Regions from separate parts of the Homo sapiens genome. Here region 1 is linked to region 2. A link is an interaction called in ENCODE POLR2A ChIA-PET data of the cell type or tissue named here. Cell type or tissue: MCF 10A. All regions are shown on one strand. Each heading gives the region's core, and the rest is flanking DNA. Links, peaks and the distances in the headings are about the cores only.

Region 1 (8,327 bases), core at 65-8,064, 84 kb before region 2:
GCCTAACCCTGCCCACACATTCTGCTGCAGTTCGAGACAGGGAGAATTGCAGATGCCCACCGCCCAGGCAGGGAGGATCTAGAGAGTGCCAGGCACCCAGCAGGCTGTCCTCAGGCCTCTGGGCTCCCTCGCCAGGGCTGCGGCTTTATGTGGAGTAAGGGGAAAGCAAAGGCTCGAGGCTCAGTCAAGAGGGCACCACTCTGCCTGGCCAGATCTCCGACAAAGCATGGGGGTGTGGAGCCGTGGAGACTCCCTCTGTCCTCCCCAGGGTGGACTTCTTGGGGTTGGGCTGGTGAAAGCGAACATCGCCCAGAGTGAGAAGGACTGCTCACGCAGGAACCCAAGGCGGCAGAGGACCTGGGGTGGGCTGGGGAGGGGGTGGCACTAAGCAGATGAGAACCCTCCCCTCCCTCTCATGGCCTCCCTCTCTCATGGCCACCCAGCACTCAAGAGGACAGAGCAGGGCTGCATCACCCCTACATCCACCGGGTGGGCCAGTTGATAAGTCACTGCCACTGGGCATGGAAGCTGGAGAGGAACTCAGCAGCCTCGAGTCCAAACCCCTGCTCTACAGCCAGGGAAAGAGGGGGCCGAGTGACTGAGTCTGGGGAAGCTTGATGGCCAACTTGGGTGATGCCATTTAAGGAGCCAGCCTGGGTTTCCCGGAGACTCCCCATCCCATGGCTCCCTGCAAAACAGCAACTCTGACAACCTTTGACTTTAGAAATGAAAACATCTTGGAGGTTACAATACGAGGGCTTTGGCCCAGTGTGGTAGCTCATGACTGTAATCCCAGTACTTCGTGGGGCCAAGGTGGTGAATCACTTGTGGCCAGGAATTCAATATCAGCCTGGGCAACATAGCAAGACCCTCATCTTAAAAAAAAAAAAAAGTAATAAAGGGGCTGCTTGTTTGCTTTCCTCTTTGGGTCGTTCAAATCTCGGCTCCACTGTTTACTAGTTGAGGGGCTCTGGGCAAGTTATGAAACCTCTCTAAGCTCAGTAGCTGCATCTGTAAAATGGGGATAATAATGTTGAACTACTTATTATCAACATGTGTGTTCCTTCCTCTTCCCCTAAATCCCTAATTACCGTGGAGCATCTCTGCCTTGTAACAGACCCCAGAGGAGCCCCTGTTCTTGTTATTTAGCCCACACCCCAAGGTCCCGCTGCAGCCGTGTGCACATAAACAGGCTGGACGTGAGGGAGTGCATGGCGTCAGGCACCGTGGTCTGGCAGCATCTGCTCTCCTCTCCATGTGCCTTCACCAAGGACATGATTTGGGAGGATGACCAAAGCACAAGGCTATGTACATCTTCGGGTATCAGCATTTTGCAAGATATGTCCCTGGGGTAATCTCCACCCCTCTTTTCCATCTGTTCGGAGAAGGTGCATTCTCAGCATCAAGGGGCAGAATTCTGGTGGCTAAGCCTTCACCTTTCCAAGGAGAGCTATATTTATCTCTTCCCTGTGGTCAGCTCCTGCTGATGTAGCAAACATTAGAACTTCTTCAAAACATCAAAGTTTAGGAGACACCATGAAAAACTGAGAAGTAAAACAATACAAAATGAGAGTGCCTGCTTTATTTTGCTAGCACCTGAAATCAGAGCTTCATTGATCTGCCTCAAAAGTTCCAGAGATATATTTTATCTGATTCGAGTTTTTGTTTTGTAATGCACTTTTCCAGAATACTGACAAGTTACTGGGCTGAGAGTTTGTGCAGGAGGGGGTTGGAGGGGAAGCCTTTCAGAATGAAATCATTTTTTTCTCGAAGCCAAGGTACTCTTCCCAACAAAATGGTTCACTTGCCTAGTAAAGAAAATACAATTTTTGTTGCAAACCAGCATGATTTTTTTTAAAAACGTGACTGGAAGATAGTGGTCATTTAGCTACAAGATACTGAGCTCAGAGGGGAACTTGATGAACATTTGGCTCCTACTGTAAGAAATGGGATTGCATACATTTTAATTCCAATTCTACACTGAAGTCAAATTTTGGGCATGCATTTGTGAAAGGTGGAAGAAAATCTCACTAAGTTCAAGGTGAAGAAGTTAGATGAGCAATCAATGGTCTTTACCCTTCAAAGATGGACTAAATGTAAACTGTTAGAAAACAACAAATGATACAAGTAGAGTACTTGTTAGTTTACTTGTGTTTATCTTTCTGGATCTGAGGTATAAAGGACCATTTTAAATACAGGAGAGCAAATAAAGTAGGTGCTTTGTTCTTTGGCACAGTTAAAAGGTAAATCACCTGTAATCCCAGCACTTTGGGAGGCCAACGCAGGTAGATTACTTGAGCCCAGGAGTTTGAGACCAGCCTGGGCAACATGGCAAAACCCCATCTCCACAAATAATAAAAAAAAATTAGCCAGGCATGGTGGTGCATGCCTGAGGTCCCAGCTACTCGGGAGGCTGAAGTGGGAAGATTGCTTGAGCCCAGGTGGTTGAGGCTGCAGTGAGCTATGATCACTGCACTCCAGCCTGAGAGGAAGAACCTGTCTCAAAAAAAAAAAAAAAAAAAAAAAAGAACCAAAAAATGAAAAACAGGCTGGGTATGGTGGCTCACACCTGTAATCCCAGCACTTTGGGAGGCCAAGGCGAGCAGATCACTTTAGGTCAGGAGTTCGTGACCAGCCTGGCCAACATGGTGAAACCCCGTCTCTACTAAAAACACAAAAATTAGCTGGGTGTGGTAGTGTGCACTTGTAGTCCCAGCTACTCGGGAGGCTGAGGCAGAAGAATCGCTTGAACCTGGGTAGGCGGAGGTTGCAGTGAGCCGAGATTGCCCCACTAGACTCCAGCCTGGGCAACAGAGCAAGACTCCATCTCAAAAAAAAAAGAAAAGGTAGATCAGTTTAATAATTTAATGGAACTTAATATTTGTTACACTGGGGTAAAAATAAAAGTTTGCTTTTTAAAAATTCTCTTAAGTGATGTCACTAAGTCAAGTTTTAAAACATACAATTCATTTTAAGATTGATACTTAAAGTTCAAATGAACTCTTTTTCTGTTATTTGAATGTGGTTTTTAAAGTGCCAAGAAGTTATTTGTTTTTTAAAGTAAATAAGAGATTTGGATTGGCGCCTTGGAAAAGCAAGTATAAACATGTTTTTGGACCAGAGGTTGGTTCAGCAACACTGAGTGTAACTACTGGCTGGGTACTGTGCAGGCACCAGGACTAACACACAACCCTGTAACTGTAGGAGCTCACACTTTAGCAGGGCAGACAAACGGATAACAGATAAACACCCTTCCAGTTATAGACACATACTATATGCACACAGATGGAAGAGAAGTGTGCACAAGCAGAAGTGGTTAGGTTTTGCCACAAAGTTTTCACAGAGAAGGGGTCATTGAGCAGGGTTTTTAAGTATGAATAGGAGTTTACCAGGAGAAAAATAATGGTGGAATGGGAATAATCCAGGCAGAAAGAAGAGCATGTGGAATGGAATGGGATGGAAGTGAGGAAGCGCATGGCATGAATGAAAAAACACAAGAGTCTCATAGGCTATTTTCGCATAAGAGTTGATGATTCCACATTTCCGAGTGTAGTTGTCTCATTTATTACTATACTATCTCTTTTATAAATTGCTACTTCATCACGAGCTGACCCAGGAGTTTTAACTTAGAAATCGTGTTTACAATTCAGATTACCCTTCTGTAAATTACATGCTGAAAAGAGTGAGCTAAGAAAATATACTTGGGGACAGGCGTGGTGGCTCATGCTTGTAATCCCAGCACTTTGGAGGCCAAGGTGGGCAGATCACCTGAGGTCAGGAGTTCAAGACCAGCCTGGCCAACATGGTGAAACTCCGTCTCTACTAAAAATACAAAAATTAGCCGGGCATGCCTGTAATCCCAGCTACTCAGGAGGCTGAGGCAGGGAGAATTGCTTGAACCCAGGAGGCGGAGGTTGCAGTGAGCCAAGATCACACCACTGCACTCCAGCCTGGGGAACACAGCAAGACTCTGTCTCAAAAAAACAAAAAAAAGAAAGAAAGAAAATATACTTGGGAATGTGAGGATTTTGTGGTTGAGTGAAGAAAGGTGGCCCAGACAGGAGATTACTCAGAACTCAAAGGTTCACCGCAGCTGTCCTTGATGAGCTGGTGGCTGCGGCAAATACGCCATCAGATTGGGATGTTGAGGCAGACTGCTAGCAATGTTCTCTCCTTCTTCCTTAGCAAAGGATTTTTAATTTTAGTTGGAGAAGACCAGCCAAACACTTGACATTTCTTGGCCCCCTGGCAGCTAAGTATGACAGAGTGATTAAGTGCGGACAAAGAGTTATAAATGTATTAGAGCAGAGCCACCTGGGGCCCAGACAGTACCTTGTGTCAAAATTTTCTCCAGTGCATCTGAAATCGCACTGTGATCCTGTCCCCCTAAACTTTGTCTTCTCTTGGTGTTCCCTCCCTCAGTAACTGACATTACCCGCCCTGCTACTGCCAAGCCAAAAACCCAGGCAACGTCCTTGAAACCCCTCTCCTTCACTCCGCCACAGATATCAGTAAGTTCTGGCAGCTGAACTTCCAAAGTACATCTCAAATCCATCTCCAACCCAGCCCAGGTTCCTGTGGCTCTCCCCTGGACTACTACCCTGCCCGGTCCACTCACATCTGCTCTACCCCTTCCAACACAATGGCCACTCTGAAGCCACAGCAATCTTTTTAAAACATTTTTTTTTTTTTTAGATGGAGTCTCTCTCTGTCCCCAGGCTGGAGTGCAGTGGCACGATCTCGGCTCACTGCAACCTCCGCCCTGGTTCAAGCAAGTCTCCTGCCTCAGTCTCCTGAGTAGCGGGGACTACAGGCGCATGCCACCATGCCCAGATAATTTTTGTATTTTTTTTTTTTTTTTTTTTTGAGACGGAGTCTCGCTCTGTCGCCCAGGCTGGAGTGCAGTGGCGCAATCTCGGCTCACTGCAAGCTCCGCCTCCCGGGTTCACGCCATTCTCCTGCCTCAGCCTCCCAAGTAGCTGGGACTACAGGCGCCCGCCACTACGCCCGGCTAATTTTTTGTATTTTTAGCAGAGATGGGGTTTCACCATATTGGCCAGGATGGTCTCAATCTCCTGACCTCGTGATCCGCCCGCCTCCGCCTCCCAAAGTGCTGGGATTACAGGCGTGAGCCACCATACAAACCTTTTTTTTTTTTTTTTTTTTAATGGAGACAGGTTCTCACTATATTGCCCAGGCTGGTCTCAAACTCCTGGGCTCAAGTGATCCTCCTGCTTTAGCCTCCCAAATAGCTGGATTACAGGCATGAGCCAGGCCAGAGTGATCTTTTGGAAATGCAAATCTGATCATGTATATCCCATCCCCTGCGAAACCCTTAAAGAGCTTCCCATTGTCCTTGGGTTAGTGTGGCCTTCAAGGCCTGTGTGATCTCACCACTCCCCTAGCCCCTCAGAGTGCTACTGGTATCAATATTATGGAGAAACAGTTTACTTGAAAGCTAAGTGAGAGTTTTAGGGCTGGGATCTCACGCTGCCCCCCGATCTTTCAGTTTTGTGCTCACCATGCTGTCTTACTGTGGGGCTTTATGAAGGCGAATCCCTCTGTCGAAAAGCTATTCCCTCCCCTTCCCACCTCCCTAACTTCTATCCACCTTTCAGATTTCAGACTGACTGTCCCTCCTCTGGGTAGCCTCTCCTGACCTATCCCAGCAAGGCAGATCTCTCAGTCCTAGCCTTCGTCGAGCTCACATTTGTCAGGGTGATTATGTGACTGACAGCTGGACGGAAGCTCCTGTAGGCCACTGACCATGTCTGCTTTGGCTCCCATCTGGACTCTCAGTGCCTGGCATTCTAGTAGAAGCTTAATTATTTGTTGAATGAATGAATGAATTTAAAAATTCTTTGAATGAGAGCATAGAAAATTAATCAGAACTTTTGAACAAGAAGAGCTGAATTCCCCTTGAGGAATAATAAATATAACCTACTTAGCCTAGTTGGTAGAGACAGACCATAAGATGCAGGAAGAGGGCTGAGTAGGTGGCATGAGGCACTATAACGCCCCCTGACCCCAAAGAAGACTGGAGAACCAGTATCCTAGGCGCACTACAAATATCAGGGTTTTGGGTCTAAAAAGATGGGGTCAGACTCAGATCCGGCCACACAAAGTAAAGGGCAGGTCTACCGCCTGCCCAAAGACTCCCCTCCCCCAACCCAAGCAAGCAGTCAGAACCTCACCACAAGAAAGTGCTCCTAAAATCGCAGTAAAGTGCTAGCCGGCCATGACTCAGCACTTGCCATGTGCCCGGCCTTGGCTAAGTGCATTGCAGGGCAGAATGCCCAAGTATTTTTCCAGAACAAAGGCCATGAGGTGGACCCAGCCCTGCGACAGTTGGGCAGGCCTGGCTCTGACTGTGTTTCTCTAATAGTGACTGAGACTCACAGCAGCGTGAAAAGCCAGTGCTTCTCCTGGGGGAAGTCTGCCACTTTGGGGAGGAAAGTGTGGGGGCAGAGAGGGTAAGGGAAAAACTATGGCATGACCTGCCCCTCAGATGCCAGGCCAGAGAGGTAGGTGGGCTTGGAGGGTCTGCTGCTTCTGCAGGCCTGGTCCCAAGCCTGCCCCCATACTGCCCTCCCCAGCACCCCAGCCTCATCACTCCTCCCTGGGGAAGGCGAAGGGAACATCCAGTGGAAAGGGAAAAACGGATGGCTTCCCTCCCATTCCTGGCCTGCCTGCCAAGCGGACGCAGGATGGGAGCCTGGGAGCGTTCCTGCTGTGAACTCCCTGTCAGCAGCTACCCAAGCCTTGGGGCTCCCAGGGGCTTCCCAAAAGCCATCCTGAAGCTCCCAGCCCCACTCCCTTGGCTGGCCCAAGAGTGACGGAGGCAAACCCTGGGGGGAACTCCCAGCTTCTCCCTCAGCCATTGTCCCTGAACCCCAGGGACCCCTGGAGACTCAGGATGGAAGAGGCCGGATGCAGGCAAGCTGGGATTGTGCACCAGGCCAATGGCCGTGTTTATCTCTGTGCAAGCGCCGGAGCCAAGCCCTGGGAAAACAGCTTAGAGCCAGAAACCAAGGGAAAGGAAAAATGCAGTTTACAAGCAGGAAAAAAAAAGCTGGGGGAGAGTAAAAGAGCAGTAAAAAGTGTCAGGAGACAGCCTTCTTGGGGGCAGGAGTGCTGTTCTGGGGCATATCGCCCTCTGTGTGGGAGGGAATTCCCTCCACCTCCATGCTATCTACATGTCTGGAGAGATAGAAAGAAAACAATTTGGGATTGGCACTGGGATGCCAATGTGGTTGAGGGAGCCCCGAGCCAGCCCGCGGGCAGTTAGGCCCTCACTGCCTGCTTTGCTGCCTGGCCCTGCTGCCTGCCAGCCATGTAGCCTCAGGTCAGTGACTCCACTTCTCCAGGCCTCCGTGGCCCCATCTGCTGTGGAGGGTCTGGAGAGGGGAAGGGGAAGGCCACGCGGGTGGGCTGGCCAAATCCTGTGCACCTTCGGAGAGGGGACGGCTACTTCCACACTCTTTAAAGGCCACACAAACTTTAAGTTACAGAACTCAAGAAGACCGAGAGATGCCCCACATGCTGCAGGGCTCATGAGCTCTTGGCCTGGAGTTTCATTTGAGGTCCCATTCCATCTCACATTCTGCCAATTAAAATTAGAGCTGTTGAGTTGCTTCCATTGGTTCTAAATTACCAGAGAAAAAACTCAAGCAGAACCCAGTTCACCACCTATAAAGAAAAAGCATTGCCCTCTATGCAATTTCAGTCCTTGACATTCTCTTTTTTTAATCTTTTAAAATTAAAAAAAGTTAGAATAACTTGTTTTTTCTTTTAATTTTAAAGACAGAGCCTTGCTTTATTGCCCAGGCTGGAGTGCAATGGTGCAATCTCAGCTCACTGCAGCCTCGACCTCCCAGATTCAAGCAATTCTCATGCCTCAGCCTCCTGAGTAGCTGGGATTACAGGCACCTGCCACCACCATGCCCGGCTGATTTTTGTATTTTTAGTAGGAAAGGGGTTTCGCCATGTTGGCCAGGCTGGTCTCAAACTCCTGTTAAGCGATCCGCCTGCTTTGGCCTCCCAAAGTGCCGGGATTACAGGCATGAGCCACCATGCCGGGCCAGTCCTTGGCATTCTCTACTTGAGTGGAGAGAGGCTCCTATTCCAGGGGATAATAGGAGCAGATCATATAACACACTTACCGGAGTTCCTTCCCACCATTAACCACACTCTGCACCTCCCCCTTCTCCCCAAGGTGTCTTTTCCTCAACAATGTGCTCCACGATCTGGAAGCTTCCTTGCAGTGTGTAACAGGAGAGCACTGAAAGCCGGGCCTCATGGAGGAACCTGAGCCTGCCGTCTCATCT
Region 2 (8,327 bases), core at 89-8,088:
CCCAGCTAATTTTTTGTAATTTTAGTAGATATGGGGTTTCACCATGTTAACCAGGCTGGTCTTGATCTCCTGACCTTGTGATCCACTCGCCTCAGCCTCCCAAAGTGCTGGGATTACAGGCGTGAGCCACCGTGCCCAGCCAGTCTCATCTTGAATGTAAACAAAAACTTAGAACCTGGGTTCAGGGCAGAAGCAGCAGACCTAGAGCTGCCTGGATCTGATCAGGTCTGAGAATGACAAAGTCAAACGGGTTCCCTAGAGACCACTGATCACTGGGGAAGCTCCCTTGCCCTGCACTGCCTCTCTGCCAAGACCAAGGCCTAGGACCACATACTGACTGCAAACCCATCTGGATACAACCAGTCTGAATTTTCCCCAAATCTACTCTTGGTACATAATCAGACTTCCTGATCTACACACATTTTTTTTCCTTACTCTAGACCCTAGGAGGGAGTAAAGTTTGTGGTAAAAGAAAAAGAAGGAAAAATACAAACTACCTTCTAAACCGTGGGTACGGTAATGGAGTGGCTACCAGTATTGATCATTGCAAGAACATTGCAAGCTTAGCAAGAATCAGCTGCTGGGTCATAGCCTGTTTTGAAAGACAACTGTAGCCCATTAAAAAGGATTGTGTGTCATCCACAGAAAGCTCTTCATTTGGTTACTTTACATCTGACTGGCTCCTACTTGCCCTACAGGCTCTAGTTTTTTCTTGCAAGCCTTCTACAAGACTAGGTTAGGGAACTCCTCTGTTAGAGTACTCCCTTACAGTGCACATCTCACTTTGTTGTTTGTTTTAAGGATAGGGTCTCACTCAGTTGCCCAAGCTTGAGTGCAGTGGTGTGATCATAGTTCACTGCAGCCTTGAACTTCTGGGCTCCAGTGATCCTCTTGCCTCAGCCTCCCAAGTGGCTGGGACTCTAGGCACATGCCACTGAGCTTGGCTAACTTTTTAAAAAAAAATTTCTTGTAGAGACGGGATCTCACTATGTTGCCCGGGTTGGTCTCAAACTCCTGGCCTCAAGCAATCTGCCTGCCTCGGCCTTCCAAAGTGTTGGGATTACAGGTGTGAGCCACTGCACCCAGCCATCTCACTCTATTTAAATTGCCATGTCGGTCTATTAAAATGCTCTATTTAAGTGTCCTGAGAGTAGACCCGAGTGTATCTAGCATGGTACTTCGTGTGTGGTAGGTGCTCAATATACATGTTCCACAAAAAATAGAATTCAGGAATTCATTTAGTATTCCCTAAAAAGTCTCCACACCTACCCTTCTACAGGTGATCATATAACTTGTGCAAAGACTATCAGGAAGACTTAGGTATGTGCCTTTAGGAGGTAGATAGAGCAGACAGGGCTCAGGTGACCTTGACTAGCTAGAAATTCCAGGTGCCTCTATCAAACAGAATCTGTCAATTAGGATTAAGTTAGACTTTATACAACAGAAAACAAGGTTTATCCTCTTATGTAAAAGAATTCCAGGGGACTACAGTTCTGGGCAGGAATAGTGGCTCCACGAAGTTAGCAGGAACCCAAGCTGCTTCTGGCTTTCTGCAGCACCATCCTTAGCACTGACTTCCATCCACAAGGCTACCTCATGGTTTAAGAGGGCAGTGGCATGCCAGCCATCATGTCTGCATTCCAGGCAGCAGGACAAAGGGAGAAGGACAAGCGAAGCAACAAAAGGTTGGCCCTCTGAGTCAGCTCCCTCTCAGCAGACTTCTTGAAATTTTTATGTATAATATTCCCTTATATCTAAGTGGCCAGGAACACTTGGAAATGTAGATTTTAGCTGGGTACTTTGCTCCATATAAACTTGGAGTTTTATAATTAAGAGGGAAACAGATATTATGCAATAAGCTGCAGTCTCTCCCCCAGTCCCCAAGCAAACCTGTCAGGAAGGACCCTCCCTTATTTTGGTAAAAAATCAGTTGATCTGTCTATAGGCAGCTCCGCTTTGCTCTACATCTCAGTTTTCACTGATACAAGGACTAGTCATCAGTACTTTTTTCTCTATATAAAGAACTACAATGGCTGGGCGCAGTGGCTCACGCCTGTAATCCCAGCACTTTGGGAGGCCAAGGCGGGCGGATCGCTTGAGGTCAGGAGTTCGAGACCAGCTTGGCCAACATGCTGAAACCCCATCTCTACTAAATATACAAAAATTAGCCAGGCGTGGTGGCGCATGACTGTAGTCACAGCTACTCGGGAGGCTGAGGCAGGAGAATCGCTTGAATTCAGGAGGCAGAGGTTGCAGTGAGCCGAGATTGCACCACTGCACTCCAGCCTGGGTGAGAGAGAGAGATGCTGTCTCAAAAAAAAAAAAAAAAAAGAAAAAGAAAAAGAAAAAAAGAACTACAAGAGAAGGGTCCTCTCCCTTGCTCTGTTTCTTGCACTTACCACTCGCACTCATTACTAGATGGGGCCACATGAAGAGTTCAATGCAGAACTGCAGAAAGGCTCTTCAGCATGTGGGCGTCTCTCACAAGGCCGGATGATTGAGCTGAAATGAGTTGACAATCATGTTGATGTAAGGCAGTGCATTAGGGGCCCTGCTGTAGCAGTGACAGCCTGGATGCTCTGCATTTCAGATGGGCAGGAAATGCTCTGAGAACACACAGGCCTGGGCACTGGTCTACAGGACCAGGTGAAGGAGGAAGGACCCCATTCCCTTCACCCTCATCCTCCAAGGCAGGTAGTACCCAATAGCCATGCCTACAGCATATTCCCCATAGGTGTGGGCAGAAGACCCCACTCCCTTGAACTCTCTAGTTAGTGCTTTCTCAAACTGCAGTTTGATTTTCTCTTAAATGGGAAGTGTCTGAATGTAGGGCAACTGTGGGAAAGGAAGCATGGGAGAGTAATGATGAGCTTGGGTTGGAATCCTGGCCTTGCCCGTTGTTTTCTGTGTTACCTTGCTAACTCGTTTCACTCCCTCCAAGTGCCTATTTCGTGAGGTAAAATAAGAATGGTAATGACACCCCCCTCGCCGAGCTGCTCAGAGGATTAAACAAGATAATGTAGGTGAATGCATTTAGCACAGTGCCTGGGGTACAATAGGTACTCGATAAAAGAGAAAATAAAATGGAGATAGATGGCAAAAGCCACTGTGAAGACTCAACCCCTAAACAAATCTTCCTCTGAAATCAGAGAAATTTGCAACACTGGCATCTTGGCTGGAATCCCAGGATAAGATGGGCACTTACAGCAGTAAAGCCAGCCACACCCTGGACACCAGGCCCCAGAGGGCAGGGGCTACTCCCCATCCGAGGGCTGCCGAGCTCAGGAAACTGATTCATATTTTGTCCTGGGGACACTGCACTTGGAAAAACATTATTGATTCCATGGTTCAGGTTGCAAAGGGAGGAAGAAAGATGGAATTTCATCACATAAAGCACTTATGCCTACTGTACTTTCTCTTTAGAGAGGCACTTGACAATCATTTTCATTAGTGTCTCTTCTTAAAACAACCTCAGAGATAGCTTATCCCCATTTTATAAAGGCAGAACATAGGAGAAATAACTGGCTGAAGAGCATGTGGCAAGGTGGCAAAAGTCAGAGTTCATGATCTCCAAATTTCTGGCATATTGCTTAACTAACCAAGCTTCGGCAATCCGCTCCACAAATGCCTGGCGAGGGCCTCTCAGTCATATACTTATTGCTCAGATCAGTCACTCATGATCACCAGAAAAAGGCAAACATGTAAATCTAGGCTACATGATTCGTTTTTCTTAGCAGCTTAGGACAGGAGATGAAAAGTGACTTTTCTAACCGTATCACAAGTGGTTCTGTGTCCAGCAAGTCCTGGAACAGAGATGTTGGAACTATTCCAGGATATACGTTACACCATAGAGCTCTGGATGCCTAGAAGCAATGAAGATGGGGTGGGGGCAGTGAAATAGCCAGCTCCTACGCTAAGTGCAGCCCTCCCCACCAGGGCTGTAGCCGGGCTGCCCCCTCACCTGAGGAACTCATGCCTTTGATCACGGCAGCATTACAACCTGTCCCTGATACCAAAAGGAGAAACACTCTTGGCCTGTGCCCTCTTGGATGGATCATTTTTCAGAGAACAGGACGTTTAGTGAGTTTGTCTCAAACTGCACAGAGAACATGGTGAACCTGCTAGGGCTGATTGCTGAGGGAAATTAAGAAGACAGGGATAATGGCTTTTCCTCTGTTGCTAAAGCCAGCATGTACCTGAAATGAGCCCCAAAGCTCAGGCCTGACTTCATGCCTTTCTTGTCCTGGGAAGAGGGTTTATCAGATTCTAAAGACTGCATTTCAGTTATCTTTGTTTCCAATACTGAAGCAGCTCCCTCTGCTCACCGAGGCAGAGCACTTTCTATCTCTTTTTCAGAAAAATCCCAAGGAACAATTGTTTTGGATTACTTAGTGGACTCAGCATGGAAACTGCTTGTGTGGCCCAGCTAGGTAGGGGCGTTCAGACAAGGAGACCTGACCTGGAGCCTCTGGGATGATTCCAAGGTATTGCATGCATGCGTCTGCTGTGTGTTCATTAACTGCTGGGGAAAAAACTCTGGGTAGTCACAGCCATCTACTGTCAGTTTTCAAGACAGGCTTCAGCAGGCAAGCAGCTTGGTGGGAGGCGTCCTTAGTCAGCTGGGAAAGTAAGGCTGACGCGCTGTCCGACCTCAGCGAGGCATGTGTCATACTCTTTCCATTCTCTGGCACTCTCTGGCTCTTCCTAAGGCCTTTTCTCAACCAGGCACATTATGTGATGTAGACAGCAAGCAGGATTGGAGGCTGGCAGTCCCCAGAGCGGAGCTGGCAGTGGCCACTTAGACTCCCTCATATCACATCGTTGGCTTCCAAGCCCAGATGTAGGTGCCTGCCCCTCCCATTGGGACCTTGCCAAATCTTTTGTAACATTTTAAAACAGCCATTGAAGTGCCAGATGATAAAATTTCCCTTGGAGATTGAGAAATTCTGATTGGGATGATGGCAGCATTCTGGAATTTATGTGAGATTTGCTTCCCAGGGGCCAGAAGCGAGGAGGTCAAGACTCCAGGTCCCCATCCCAGCTTAACCAAAGAACCACTACTTTTTTTCTTTTCTTTTCTTTCTTTCTTTTTTTTTCTCAGACAGTCTTGCTCTGTCAACCATGCTGGAGTGCAGTGGTGCAATCTTGGCTTCTGCAACCTTCACCTTCCAGGTTCAAGCGATTCTTTTGCCTCAGCTTCCGGAGTGGCTAGGATTACAGGTGTGTGCCACAATGCCCGGCTGATTTTTGTAATTTTAGTAGAGATGGGGTTTTACCATGTTGGCAAGGCTGGTCTTGAACTCCTGGCCTCAAGTGAACTGCCCACCTTGGCCTCCTAAAGTGCTGGAACTATAGGTGTGAGCCACTGCACCCAGCCCCCTACTTTTTTTTTTTTTAGATGGGGTCTTGCTCTGTTGCTCAGGCTGAAGTGCAGTGGCATGATCATAGCTCACTGCAGCCTCAAACTCCTGGGCTTAAGAGATCCTCCAGGGCCAGGCGTGGTGGCTCATGCCTGTAATCCAAGCACTTTGGGAGGCTGAGGCGGGCGGATCACGAGGTCAGGAGATCGAGACCATCCTGGCTAACACGGTGAAACCCCATCTCTACTAAAATACAAAAAAATTAGCTGGGTGTGGTGGCAGGTGCCTGTAGTCCCAGCTACTCTGGAGGCTGAGGCAGGAGAATGGCATGAACCTGGGAGATGGAGCTTGCAGTGAGCCGAGACTGCGCCACTGCACTCCAGCCTGGGCGACAGAGCGAGACTCTGTCTCAAAAAAAAATAAAATAAAATAAAAAGAGATCCTCCTAATGGCCGGGTGCAGTGGCTTACACCTGTAATCCCAGCACTTTGGGAGGCCAAGGTGGGCAGATCACTTGAAGTCAGGAGTTCGAGACCAGCCTGGCCAACATAGTGAAACCCCGTCTCTACTAAAAATAGAAAAATTAGCTGGGTGTGGTAGTGCATGTCTGTAATCCCAGCTACTCGAAAGGCGAGGCAGGAGAATTGCTTGAACCTGGGAGGCGGAGGTTGCAGTGAGCCGAGATCGCGTCATTGCACTCCAGTCTGGGCAAAAGAGTGAGACTCCATCTCAAAAAACAAGAGATCCTCCTGGCTCAGCCTCCTGAGTAGCTGGGACTACAGGTGTGTGCACCACAACACCCAGCTAATTTTTGTATTTTTTGTAGAGACAGAGTCTTGCTATATTATCCAGGTTGGTCTTAAACTCCTAGCCTTAAGAAATCCTCCCACCTCCGCCTCCCAAAATGCTAGGATTACAGGCATGGGCTACTACACCTGGCCTTTCTTTTTGGTTTTACATGCTGAAGTTAGGCACAGATTTCAATTGAAAGAGGGTTTTGTTGCTTTAAAAGTGTTTTAAAAGTCCTGCCCTGCATTATCCTTATCACCTCCATTAGTAACTATACAGAATTTTAAAAGAGGAAAAATCAGAGAGGGAAAGGTAAGTTATTTATTGGGTATGAAGAAAAGCCACAGATGTTGTTTGGGCCTCAGCAGGGCATCTGTGCAGGTGTCTGCGCATTAGCAACACCATCTGCTTGGTTGTCTCTCAAAGGAAGAAGAATCCTGGCCTAATGAACTCCTCAAGCTCTCTTCTTTGGGAAATAGGAAGATCACAATTTGAAATCTTAATACGAGGTAATAATTGAATATATAAGCACCCTACATAATCCAGAACTAAAAAATGTGAAATTAAGTCATGAATTGCTTTCAAATATAGCAGGAATCTTCTAGCCTCTCTCTTCCAGTCCTAAAAGGCACCACGAAATGCTGCCTCAGAGCCAAGGCCCCAAATAAATACATGCTAATAAGGCTGATTTTCCCTTTTCACTCTTCTCCTGGGCAGTATGAACCTTTGACTAGAGAGAGGCAGAAAGGAGCATCTCAACCCATTTAGGTGGTGGCCTCTTTCAAAGTGAAATGTGAAGCCAGGGCTCCAAACCGTCATTGTCCTGAGAGTTCCCAGGAAGGCTTTTGCGTGGTGACCTGGATGCCCGTCCAAATGGCCTTGGCTGGTCCCATCCCTCACTCTAGCTCCCTAAGGGTCCTGCTGCTATCAATTGACTGTGAACATTTCCTTTCACTGCCTTTTGCAAACTGCTGGGTGAGTGCCAAGTAGTAGCTTTGCAGGGTTCATTCACCCCAGGGCTGGGAGCTTTTCAGCAGTGTAGGCAGGTTATGTGTTTCAAATCAGCATAGTAGGGCAGAGTGATTTGGAAGCCATTTCATTTTTTCAGTTCATCAAACTCCTACTCACTGGGAATCTCTAAACCAGCGATATGAAACCTTTCTGGAGTTGTGACACCCTGTTGTCACTCATTTTATTTCATCAAACACCCACCCCTCTTAAAAATGCCATGAGGCATGTATTTATTTTTAAGATGAAAGTGAATTAAAATTGGAAAATTACCTAAGAATTTTCTGGCACTCTAGCAAAAAAGGAGATCTACCAGAGGTGTTTGGAAGTCAGGATCTTCATTAAGAATCATCACTCTACACAGGGAAGACACTTGACGGAATTGAGAAGTAGGAAGAATTTGTCCTTGCTCCTCCCCTCTCCCACAATCTAATTCCCTCCCCATCTGCACATCCCTCCCCAGGCATCTGGGCACTTGCACCACCCCATACCTCCCTCCGTGGTACCTCATGCAGAACTGGCCCTTACCACCCACCCCCGCAGCCCTGCTCTGCAACTGTTTCCTCTCAGTGCTCCTGTTAACATACCCGATGCCCACTCCTTCTGCAGGTAGTCCCTGTAGGTTAGTCGTTTCTTTAGAAAGGAGTAACAACTTCTATTCTTTTTTTTTTTTGAGATGGAGTCTCTCTCTGTTGCCCAGGCTGGAGTGCAATGGCGCAATCTCGGCTCACTGCAACCTCTGCCTCCTGGGTTCAAGCAATTCTCCTGCCTCAGCCTCCCGAGTAGCTGGGATTATAGGCGTGAGCCACCATGCTTGGCTAATTTTTTTGTATTTTTAGTAGAGACAGGGTTTCACCATGTTGGCCAGGCTGGTCTCAAACTCCTGACCTCAAGTGATCCACCCACCTCGGCCTCCCAACGTGCTGGGATTACAGGTGTGAGCCACTGCGCCCAGCCTAGGAGTAACAACTTCTAAGTTCATTTTCAGCACAAAAATTTTAGTGGAGTTAACCTTGATGATAATGCCTTAAAGTCTTAATCCCTCCCAGGGATATTTGTAATTTTTTTATCCCTAGAATGCTCAGCAGAAGGGATATTTGTAATGTAACTAGAGACAATATCATACACAAAATAATTAATTTCCAATGGAATTTCAAGGGGTAACAGAAA

What was found. Peaks named below come from ENCODE experiments on the same cell type or tissue, not always from the same donor. Only the 100,000 strongest peaks of a DNase experiment are listed, where the experiment ranks them.
Region 1: POLR2A ChIA-PET joins it to region 2 with 10 read pairs; 6 of 35 experiments call an interaction of 5 or more read pairs at or near these places.

Annotation. Positions count from the first base shown.
Region 1 is chr1:225,815,766-225,824,092 of GRCh38, reverse strand. The region is part of intron 1 of EPHX1 (epoxide hydrolase 1); the gene reads right to left. Among named protein-coding and RNA genes, the nearest start is that of EPHX1, 9.8 kb to the right of the region's middle. RefSeq lists enhancers at 5,462-6,288, 6,289-7,116. In MCF 10A, for the core only: no CTCF peak of the experiment used is centred there; DNase peaks (open chromatin) are centred at 3,142 and 6,252.
Region 2 is chr1:225,732,270-225,740,596 of GRCh38, reverse strand. LOC107985352 (a long non-coding RNA gene) reads right to left here and starts at 2,588. Exons shown (of 2, transcript XR_001738499.2): 1 at 2,400-2,588. In MCF 10A, for the core only: a CTCF peak has its summit at 4,561 (motif pointing left); DNase peaks (open chromatin) are centred at 3,236, 3,706 and 4,746.